2 separate regions of the Homo sapiens genome follow, and region 2 is linked to region 1. Evidence: chromatin loops called from intact Hi-C (ENCODE). Cell type or tissue: B cell. All regions are shown on one strand. Links, peaks and the distances in the headings refer to the core of each region. The heading gives the core; the rest is flanking DNA. Region 1 has its middle 58 kb from the start of EXOC6. Region 2 has its middle 5.7 kb from the start of EXOC6.

Evidence for each region. A loop is a pair of places that touch in the nucleus more often than their neighbours do. Peaks named below come from ENCODE experiments on the same cell type or tissue, not always from the same donor. Only the 100,000 strongest peaks of a DNase experiment are listed, where the experiment ranks them.
Region 2: a loop joins it to region 1, with 3 times the contacts of the local background. A loop is called at or near these places in 1 of 110 quality-filtered maps.

Annotation. Positions count from the first base shown.
Region 1 is chr10:92,787,900-92,793,283 of GRCh38, forward strand. No RefSeq gene overlaps it. Among named protein-coding and RNA genes, the nearest start is that of EXOC6, 58 kb to the right of the region's middle. In B cell, for the core only: no CTCF peak of the experiment used is centred there; DNase peaks (open chromatin) are centred at 1,312, 2,102 and 2,752; H3K4me3 peaks cover 625 bases; H3K27ac peaks cover 3,266 bases.
Region 2 is chr10:92,840,176-92,845,559 of GRCh38, forward strand. It overlaps a transcript of EXOC6 not described here. Among named protein-coding and RNA genes, the nearest start is that of EXOC6, 5.7 kb to the right of the region's middle. In B cell, for the core only: CTCF peaks have their summits at 3,122 (motif pointing right) and 3,322; a DNase peak (open chromatin) is centred at 3,116.

The DNA of each region.
Region 1 (5,384 bases), core at 256-5,255:
GCAGGCAGAGCTGTCTTTACTGCAGGAAGCCACACACACCTGCAGACCCGCCTCTGCCATCTGGTCCTTGCTTCTCCAGGTGTGGTCGGCATCCCTGGGAAGCTTGTTTACACAAGCTTCTGGGGTCTCACTTTCGGGGATTTTGATTCATAGGAATAAGGTGGACTTAGAAATCTGTGTTTTAATAAGCACCCCCAACCCTTCCTCAGAGATCTTACTATAAAGCTCAAGAACCATTCATTGGTCCAGGTTCATCTGGTCTAGGAGAGTATGAAAGGGAAGCGTAATGAAAGCACATGTTCACTCATGGCTGCCCTTGACTTCCTTTGGAATTCTCACTCCTTTTGGCCCCAGTTCCATGGGTCTTTGTACAACTGGCTGCTACCACCATGCCTGGCTCTGGGGCTCTTCCATTCCCTTGGCTTGGCTGTGGACAAATACATACTCTCTTTGGCCTGGTGCAGCTGTGGATGCCTGCCAATTGTTTTCTAGTCGTTGCTCTGCTGCTAAGAATTAGTTCACACCAAGTTTTGATCCCACTGATTGAGAAGAAGCCCAATCAGGGCTCCTGATTATGGTGGCTAAGAGCATGGTAGTTACGGTCTTGGCCATGGAAGTTGGAGGGACCTGAGTTTAAATCTCAGCCCCACTCAGTAACATGGCTGTGTGGTTTAAGTCAGACACAGGATCTTTTTGGGCCTCTACTTTCAGATCTGCAAAATAGGATGAAGATATTTTCTGTACCTATGTCAAAGAGTTGATGAGTGGGAAGAATGAAAACATATTCTAAAGGTAAGATTGTGACATGACTGTTGTGCTATAGAGAAAAATATTCAAATTGGTTGCCATGATCCCTTAGAAATTAAAAGACTCCAACATTCTTTTATGTTGAGAGAAATCCCCCAGTATTCTGGAAGTAGTGGGGAGGATGGAGAAATTTTCCTTTATGGGAAACTTAGAAAAAAAAAAGTTGAAATCAATGAAAGCTGACCACCTACCATGAAACTAAGATCAAAGCTGTTCTCTTTCAAATGCAAGAGGAGAAGTTAGCTGGTTGTGTTTGTCTTTCTTCATGTGGGGTGTCTTCTCAGGGCTTGCCACTTGCGGAGTGTGAGCCTAGACAGTGGTCAAGGCAAACCCATATCCTCCCTTGTAAAATGGGAAGGACAATTGCAGGGTCCATCTCAAATTTTATTTGTTAGTTGATAGACACCCATTGTCAGGAAGAAAACTGCTCTCGAAGAGCTGGAGGCCTTCACACCTGCCAGCTGAAGCGTTTGAGGCTGTACCGGCTGCTTCTGAGAAGGCCCTAGTTGTCACACTTGAGCAACTGAGCATCTGGGTGGCTGGAAACCCAAGAACGGTGCCTAGCTCGGCTCTGTCCGGCCTCGAGTCCCCTCATCCCAGACTGAACTGCTGGGGGTGCCCTCTGGAGGTTTATTCGTTTTGGTCTCCTGGTGTTGAAGAATCTGGCTCCTTTTCTTCTTCTTCTGTTTTTTTAAAATTATTTTTATTTCTTATTGATTAAGGCCTCCAGCTTTGCAAAAGAATCTGCCCCCTGCTTTAAAAAACAAAAAAATATTTTTTCTTTTTCTTTTTTTTTGAGGCAGGGTCTCACTCTGGTTACCCAGGCCGGAGTGCAGTGGCCCGATCTTGGCTTACTGCAGCCTTGACTTCCTGGGCTCAAGTGATCCTCCCACCTCAGCCTCTTGAGTAGCTGAGACTACAGTTGTGTGCCACCATGCCCGGCTAATTTTTGCATTTTTGTAGAGACAGGGTTTCACCGTGTTGGCCAGGCTGGTCTTGAACTCCTAACCTCAAGCCATCTGCCCACCCCGGCCTCCCAAAGTGCTGGGATTACAGGCATGAACCACCATGCCCAGCCTGGCCCCTGCTTTTAACAGGATCACTAGCTATGCTCAGCTGGAGTCTACCGCATGCAGTAGGTGCAAACCTGAGCCTATAATTCTGTGCTTTAATTGTGCAACAGGACTTTGAAGCAGGCCTTTCCCAAACTGGTGGTGTGCAGGGGAAATGCCTTGTAGATATTGCTCACAATAGGGAAATCCTCTCCAGTATACTCTGACTGGGGCAGAAATCCTCAGTAAAGGGTTGGGCTTTGAGAGGTATTTCAAAAGAGAGATTAACACTTGTTGTAGAAGTGCTAATCACTGATTGAATTAATCAAGGGCCAAACTACAAGGTGTTCACAAGAAAGATTAGTGACTTCGGGTGTGAATATTCGAAACCAGTATTGGGAAGCCCGGGCCCTGAGGTTTTCCTGAGCACACAACAAAAAAAGGACAAATAGAAGACAGGGTAACGAACGCACCTAGCAATTTCTCCCTAGGCAGTGTTTAGGAATCATTGTTGGAAATATTAACTATCAAGTACATATACAATGTTTAATTTATAATAAGCACTCACACATGTCAGGTTTTGTTATCCCTTTTGTCTACTAAGACCCCTTATTAGAAATTTCAACTGAGAACTAGAGCAAAACATTTTTTTTCTTTAGAGAGAGAGAAAAAGACTGGCTCAATTACTTTTTTAAACATTGAAGAATAGTTTGCCTGCAGGAAAGTTAATAGATCTTAAACAGTGTAAGTTCAACTTCTTTTATAATAAAAGATTGGGAAACAGATTTCAGTGCTACAACATACGGTAAAATGATTTTGTACTTCCTTTCTAGAAAAGGGGATCTGTAATTAGAGAACCAAATAACCAAGGACGTATAACCTGAAAGTGAAATTAGAGCATGTAAGGAAATGGTTGCTTCAAACAAACAGCTATGTCCAAATCACTGAGGCTGTAGGAAATGGTTTTCTAGGAAGTCTGTATTTGCAGGGGACACAGTGGGAGGGAGTGGGGAGGAGGTGGGTACCTGGTGGTGGTTTCTTAGAGAACAAGGAGCTTTGAGAATGAAGTGTTAATTTTATAAGAATATGATGAACAAATCCAAAAGAAGGAAACAAAAAAAAGAACAGAAGGAGATAATATATTAAGTGGAGTTAACTTGGAAAAAGTCATTTAAAAAAATCCAGGTGGGGCCGGGCACAGTGGCTCACGCCTGTAATCCCAGCACCTTGGGAGGCCAAGGCGGGTGGATCACCTGAGGTCGGGAGTTCCAGACCAGCCTGGCCAACATGGTGAAACCCCCTGTCTACTAAAAATACAAAACAAACAAACAAACAAGCAAAAAACCGGTCATGGTGCTATGCGCCTTTAATCCCAGCTACTTGGGAGGCTGAGGCACGAGAGTCGCTTGAACCCAGGAGGTGGAGGTTGCAGTGAGCCAAAGTGGTGCTACTGTACTCCAGCCTGGGCGACAGAGTGAGACTCTGTCTCAAAAAAAAAAAAAAAAAAAATCCACGTGAAACAATTGATAGGTGAATGAGTGCTTTCTTACAACTGAATAGAGGAAGGAGGAGGACACTTACATTTATTAGGCTTTTGTAGGGCCATTGAAGGACAAGGAGGGGTAAAACCATAATATACTTTAGGCTTCCAGCCCAAAGAGGACTTCACATTTAGACAATTGTAGACTAAAGAACTTGAGTAGATGATCCCTTGTAAACATCACTGTAACATACTACAAGGTGGGTAATATTACAGATGGGAAAACAGAAGCTCAGTTTAAAGTCCTGGAAATATCAGTGTACGTTTTGAATGTAAACCAGCCAAAACGGATCCAAAGTTGTGGAAACATGCATCTAACTTTTCTTAGATGGAAAAATTTGTTTACGATACAAATACAGTAATTTATACAATTATTCAGGTAATTAGCAGGTTTAAAATTTTTATCACCTAGACCAGCACTGTCCAATAAATATGTAATGTGTGCCACCTATACATATGTAATTTAAACTCTTCCAGCAGCCACATTTTAAAAAGTAAAATAAACAAGTAAAATTAATTTTAATAGTATATTCTATTTAATATGCCATTTCAACAAATAATAATATCATGTAATAACATGTGATACAAAATTATTAATGAGATAGTTTACTTTTTTCCATGTTAAATCTTTGATTTATGGCATGTATTTTTAGACCTACAGTCTATCTCAATTCAGCCTAGCCACACTTCAAGTGCTCGGTAACCACATGTAGCAATCATACTGGACAACAGAGACACAGATTATGTAAAGTACAAAGGCACTGGTTCTACCCTTGGAGGTTATGACCCCATAAGCCAACAATATGAGAGATCCACCAGAATGTGAGTTAATAAATGGTGAGCGTCTCCCTTTTTGTTTTCCCAGAGAAAAGGCCATAATTTGAGGGGTTTTTGTTGTTGTTCTCAATACAGACAAAGCAAAAGTAACCTTTTACCCCTTTGCCTCTGGTCCTAATTCTCTCTCCAGAAGTAGCCACGGTTAGCAGTGTGGTGTTTCTAGATCTATTTTGTATGATTTTACATATATGTAAAGCATATCTTTGATATGTGTGTTTTATTTCATTTAATTTTTTTTTAATTTTAATTTTTTTTTTTTTGAGACGGAGTTTCACTCTTGTTGCCCAGGCTGGAGGATGCGGTGCAATCTCGGCTCATGGCAACCTCCATCTCCTGGGTTCAAGCAGTTTTCCTGCCTCAGCCTCCAAAATAGTTGGGATTATGGCTAATTTTTGTATTTTTAGTAGAGACAGGGTTTCACCATGTTGGCCAGGCTGGTCTCGAACTCCTGATCTCAGGTGATCTGCCCACCTTGACCTCCCAAAGTGTTGGGATTACAGGCATGAGCCACCATGGCCCGCTGATGTGTGTGTTTAAAAAAAAAAGCTTGGTGAGCTGAGTGTGGTGGCATGTGCCTGTAGTCCCAGCTACTTGAGAGGTTGAGTCAGGGGGATCATTTGAGCCCAGGAGCTCAAGGCTGCAGTGAGCTATGACCTTACCACTGCACTCTAGCTGGGTGACAGAGTGAGACCCTGTTTCAAAAAAAATATTTTTTTGATGACATAGTATAATTTCTTTCAATTCGCTTTTCTCATTTAACAATAGGACTTTGAAAACTCTTCATGTTGGTAGAAATTTCACCCTCATTCTTTTAAACTGTTGCATAGTAGTCTGTAGTTTAACCATTTCCCTGTTGATGGACATGTAAGCTATTTCTAATTTACTGTTGTTATTTTTAGAACAGCAATGGACAAGACAGCCTGTTTTTGATGGTGAAAATAGCAACATTGTTAGAGAGGAGAATGGAAAGTCCGTCAGAGACTGATAAATTAAATACGTTGTTCAGCCAGGTGGGTAGCTCACGCCTGTAATCCCAGCACTTTGGGAGGCAGAGGCGGGAGGATTACTTGAGGTCAGGAGTTCGAGACCAGCCTGGACAACATAGTGAAAGCCCATCGCTAACTAAAAATACAAAAATTAGCCTGGCG
Region 2 (5,384 bases), core at 167-5,166, 52 kb after region 1:
CTAAAACAAAAAATAAGTAGTTAAATTTAACTGTGGATGTTCTAGAATGTTCTTGCTATTTATATCTTTATAAATGTAAGATTTGTATTAAATCTTATTTTATCAAGTATATTCATTAAGATCAAAGGTCTAGATTTTAATCTGGACTGAACATTTACTACTTGTATGATTTTGGCCTTAGTTTCTGAAACTATAAAGTGGGGATTATGATAAAACCTATCTCAAATAATTAGTGTCTATAGGGTGCTTAGCATAATAGTTGGCTGGCACAGAGTAAATAATAAATATTAGTGTTGACTATTATTGTCTAGTTTCCATTTGGGATGGATATTCTAGTATGACTTAATAAATACATACTTTAGAGTCCTGAAGTAAACAATCATGCATAACACCTTGAAATTCTGAGCAGGTGTGAAATATTGAGTTATGTAAATTTTTTAAAACTTTTTTTAATTTGACAAATAATAATCGCATATATTTAGAGTGTAGAACTTTTTTTTTTTTTTGAGACAGGGTCTGTCTCTTGTCAGTCAGGCTTGAATACAGTGGCACAGTCTTGGCTCAAGTGGCCTCTTGGGCTCAAGCAATCCACCCATCTCAGCCTCTTGAGTAGCTGGAACCACAGGTGTGTGCCACCATGCCTGGCTAGTTTTTGTATTTTTTGTAGAGACGAGGTTTCGCCATGTTGTCCAGGCTGGTCTTGAACTTCTGAACTCCAGAAATCCGCCTGCCTTGGCCTCCCAAAGTGCTGGGATTACAGGTGTGTGCCACCATACCCAGCCTATTTATAGGGTATAACGTGACGTTTCACTGTCTGTTTACAGTGTAGAATGATTAAATCAAGCTAATTATTATATCTATCACCTTACATACTTTTTGTGGTGAGAACACTTAAAATCTACTTTGAGCAATTTTGAAATACGCAGTATATTATTATTATTAATTATAGCCACCATTCTGTGCAGTAGATCACCAAAGCTTATTTCTCCCGTCCAGCTGAAACTTTGATTAACATCTTTGATTAACATCTTTCCTTTTCCCATCTATGTCTCTCCTCAGCCTCTGGTAACTACCATTCAACTCTCGACTTCTCTGAGTTCAACTTTTTTAGATTCTACATATAAGTGAGATCATGCAGTATTTGCATTTCTGTGCCTGGCTTACAGTAATGTAAATTTTATTTTGGTTGCATTATATGCAGGGGAGAGAGGTGTCAATTTGAAAAATCACATTCACTAATGCTTATATTTTATACTAATGCAATATCATGACCTGATTTAATCTCTAATGAGAATAGTATAGCGTTCTACATAAAAATGGAGTCCAGAGAAATTGTTCAGAAATAAATTTGGGCCTAACTGTGACAGAGGCTTGCTGCATCTGTTGCACCTCCAAAAAGCCTGGAATGTCTTATGAGACTCGGCTATACAGTTACCCAATTTTTGCTGGACATTTAAGTGATATCATTAGCTATGTGATGTTTATTGCAACACTAGATAAAACTTTAAAAACATTTTTATGTTTAGGAGCCAAATATTCCAACCAGGGGGACAGTTTTGCTTATTTAGTGGTTAAGTGAATGGGTTTTGGAACCAGAAGGATATGGGTTCAAATTCTGCCTTTATAATTACTAATAGAGCTGTTGAAAGGATTAGTTGAATTAGGCATGAAATGTATTAATGAAATGTAATGTCTCATAGCAAATGCTCATTCACTCATTCATTTAGTAAATAAATAATAATGGCACATTTACAATGTGACAGGCAGTGGTCTGGGTGCCGTTGATACAGCAAGATCAAGATCTGGAAAGTCCATGCTCACAGGGAGCTTGTATTTTAGTGAAAAGAGCCAGAAATACACCAAAAAAAAAAGTGTTAATAAGTGCTATGAAGAATAAAAACCAGGCCGGGTGCAGTGGCTCACGCCTGGAATCCCACCACTTTGGGAGGCCGAGGCAGGCAGATCATGAGGTTAGGAGTTCGAGACCAGCCTGGCCAACATGGTGAAACCCTGTCTCTACTAAAAATACAAAAATTAGCCGAGTGTGGTGGTGCACGCCTGTAATCCTAGCTACTCAGGAGGCTGAGGCAGGAGAATTGCTTGAACCCGCGAGGTGGAGGTTGCAGTGAGCTGAGATCACACCATTGCACTCCAGCCTGGGCAACAGAGCGAGACTCTGTCTCAGAAAAAAAAAAAAAAAAAAGGGTAAGGAATAGGAAGATTTAGGGATGCTAATATCCCTAGCCAGGGAGTAAATGTCAGCTGTCATCATCATCATCATCATCATCATCATCATCATTTCATTAGCTACATTTCAAATCCTATTTTGCCAAGAGGAGAGAGAAAAATCGGACAAGGGAGAGGAAAGGGAGAAAGGGCAAAGGGCAGTAAAGGAAGGCTAAGCAGGGAAAGAGAGAGGAATAGAGAGTGCATTGAACAGGATGACGAATAAGAAAACCAACAAGGAGAAGGAAGGTAAGAGTAGGGAGCAGGGACAATTGCTTGTCTTATAAACTGGTGGTGGTGGTGGAGTTGGTGGGGTGGGGGGTGTGTTATTTGAAGGAAAGAGAGAATGGAACTCAGAGAAAATGATATTGTTCTTTAACTGCTCAGTGGACTTTAAAATGTTTAGTTTTGAGGGCTTTCAGGACATTTTTCTGAGGGCAGGGTTGGCAACATAATTTGTGGGGCCCAGGGCAAAATGAAAATGTAGATTCCTTTTTCAAAAATTATTAAGAATTACAAGATGGTGATGACAGGGTATTGAACCAAAGGCAACTGCGTAGGTCACACACCATGAGCCAGCCCTGTCTGAGAGCTTAATACATGAACATGGTACACAGCAAACATTTAATAAAAATAGTTGTTGAATGAACAAAACCCGGGGCTAGTTGCTTTTGAACTCCTCTGAGGACTGGCCCGTATTTTAGAAAAAAACTGATTTTATTTGGCTTCAATTTCAAATTTCCTTCTATTGTTCTCCACCGTGGGGTCCAGATCTTTATGGAACAGCCGATTCCTGCACAGGGTTTTACAGCAGGAATCCTCCCAGACCAGCTGGGCTTTGTTTATTCTCTTGCACTTACAGAGTGTGGCCACTTGGGGTCACCACACCAAAAAGGCAGAAGCTGGAGGAGGGCCCCTGCGACGGTGGACATCTGAAACGAGTGGCTAAAAGCCACTGGGAAGGATTAGTTTATCAGAGCCAATGTATAAAGACTGCCTGTACTTTACATTTTGATACAGTTCTATAATTCTATAACAAGAGCTCTAAAACTCTTTAAGAAACATTTGAATGATGTAAAGTTTTGCGAGGATAATGATAGGGTTCCCAGGGGTGAGGAGGGGAATCTTTTTGTAAATGTGTACCCTACCTCTAAAAGCATGCATTTGGCCGGGCGCGGTGGCTCACGCCTGTAATCCCAGCACTTTGGGAGGCCGAGGCGGCGGATCACAAGGTCAAGAGATCGAGACCATCCTGGCCAACATGGTGAAACTCCATCTCTAGTAAAATACAAAAAATTAGCTGAGTGGGCCGTCGCGGTGGCTCCCGCCTGTAATCCAAGCACTTCGGGAGCCCGAGGTGGGTGGATCACGATGTCAGGAGTTCAAGACCAGCCTGGCCAAGATGGTGAAACCCTGTCTCTACTAAAAATACAAAAATTAGCCGGGCGTGGTGGCTGGCACCTGTAATCCCAGTTACTCGGGAGAGAACTGCTTGAACCTTGGAGGTGGAGGCTGCAGTGAGCCGAGACTGCACCACCGCACTCCAGCCTGGGCGACAGAGCGAGACTCTGTCTCAAAAAAAAAAAAAAAAAAAAAAAAATTAGCTGGGCGTGGTGGCACGTGCCTGTAGTCCCAGCTACACAGAAGGCTGAGGCAGGGGAATCACTTGAACTTGGAGGGCGGAGGTTGCAGTGAGCCGAGATCGCGCCACTGCACTCCAGCCTGGTGACAGAGCAAGACTGTGTCTCAGAAAAAAAAAAAAAGGAAAAAAAAGAAAAACATGCCATTTACAACATTAAGCTTAATACGACAAGTATTTGCATGTGGATCATTCACTTATTAATTGAGCCTCTACTATATGCAAGGCACTGGGCTGGGCAGTGAACAATACAGGCATCGTCCCTGTGCCTGATGTAGGAGCAGTTCCTGGAAATGGAGACAGACTCAGTGATTTGTTCACCACCATGATATGTGCTTCCAAGGATGAGTGAGCACTGCTCCCAAGGACAACGAAAGGTGCTTGCCTTAAAAGCGCAGGATCCAGAGGGTTCACTAAAATGGGTCTGGAACCAAGAATCCAACCCAAAGACATGTTCCTGTTTCCCTCTCTACAAAAGCAGGAAACATATTTCAGTTGGTTTACATCCACCAAACATGCAGAAAACCCTGATACACAATCAGGTTTTTTTTTAATGATTAGGAAAAAGAACATTTATGTGTCTGGTTTTTATTTTTATTTTATCAAAGAGGAGGCTAAAATGCTGGGCTCTCTGGCTTACTAGCAAATGCCTGATAACCCTAGTCGCCAATGCTAATGTTGATTGAGCTCTAGGCTAAACATAATACATATATTATCTTCTTTAATCCTCACATAATTTGGTGAGCTAGGGATTCTTATTGTCCTTAATTCACACTTGAAGAACGTGAGCCTTAGTCAAGTTAAGTAACTCCCTGAGGCCTGACATCTAGTAAGAGATGAGTTGGAATTTGAATTCAAGTAGTTAAATGCCAGACCAGAGCAGTTGCACTCTACAACCTCATTCTGAGGGAGGCGCTTTCCCAAGACAGGTCATTAGTCTGTAGATAAAAGGCGCAAAGTTAAGTTCCTAATGACTAAGAGTTTATTTACAAGTCAAATCCTTACTTTGCCAATTACTTTTATACTGGACACAAAATGCATCTCCTGTCCTGCTGGTCTTCCTGGTGTATCTTTCTTCTTCCAGGAGTCCTGAAAAGAGATTTTGGATTGATCTCTGGAAGTCAATATCCACTGCCAAAAAATAATTCCACATGCATCTGCAATCTGCCTGTCTGTGCCCTGCTACTCCGCAACCTTCTCAGTGCAGACGTTAAATCATTCACTCCTTGGGGCTGGGCGTGGTGGCTCATGCCTGTAATCCCAGCACTTCAGAAGGCCAAGTCAGGGCAATCACTTTAGGGAAGGAGTGTGAGACCAGCCTGGCCAACATGGTGAAAGCCCATCTCTACTATAAATACAAAAATTAGCTGGATGTGGTGACATGTACCTGTAATCCCAGCTACTCAGGAGACTGAGGCAGGAGAATCGCTTGAAAGCGGGAGGCAGAGGTTGCAGTGAGCCAAGATCGCACCACTGCACTCCAGCCTGGGCAACAGAGAGAGACTCCATCTCAAAAAAA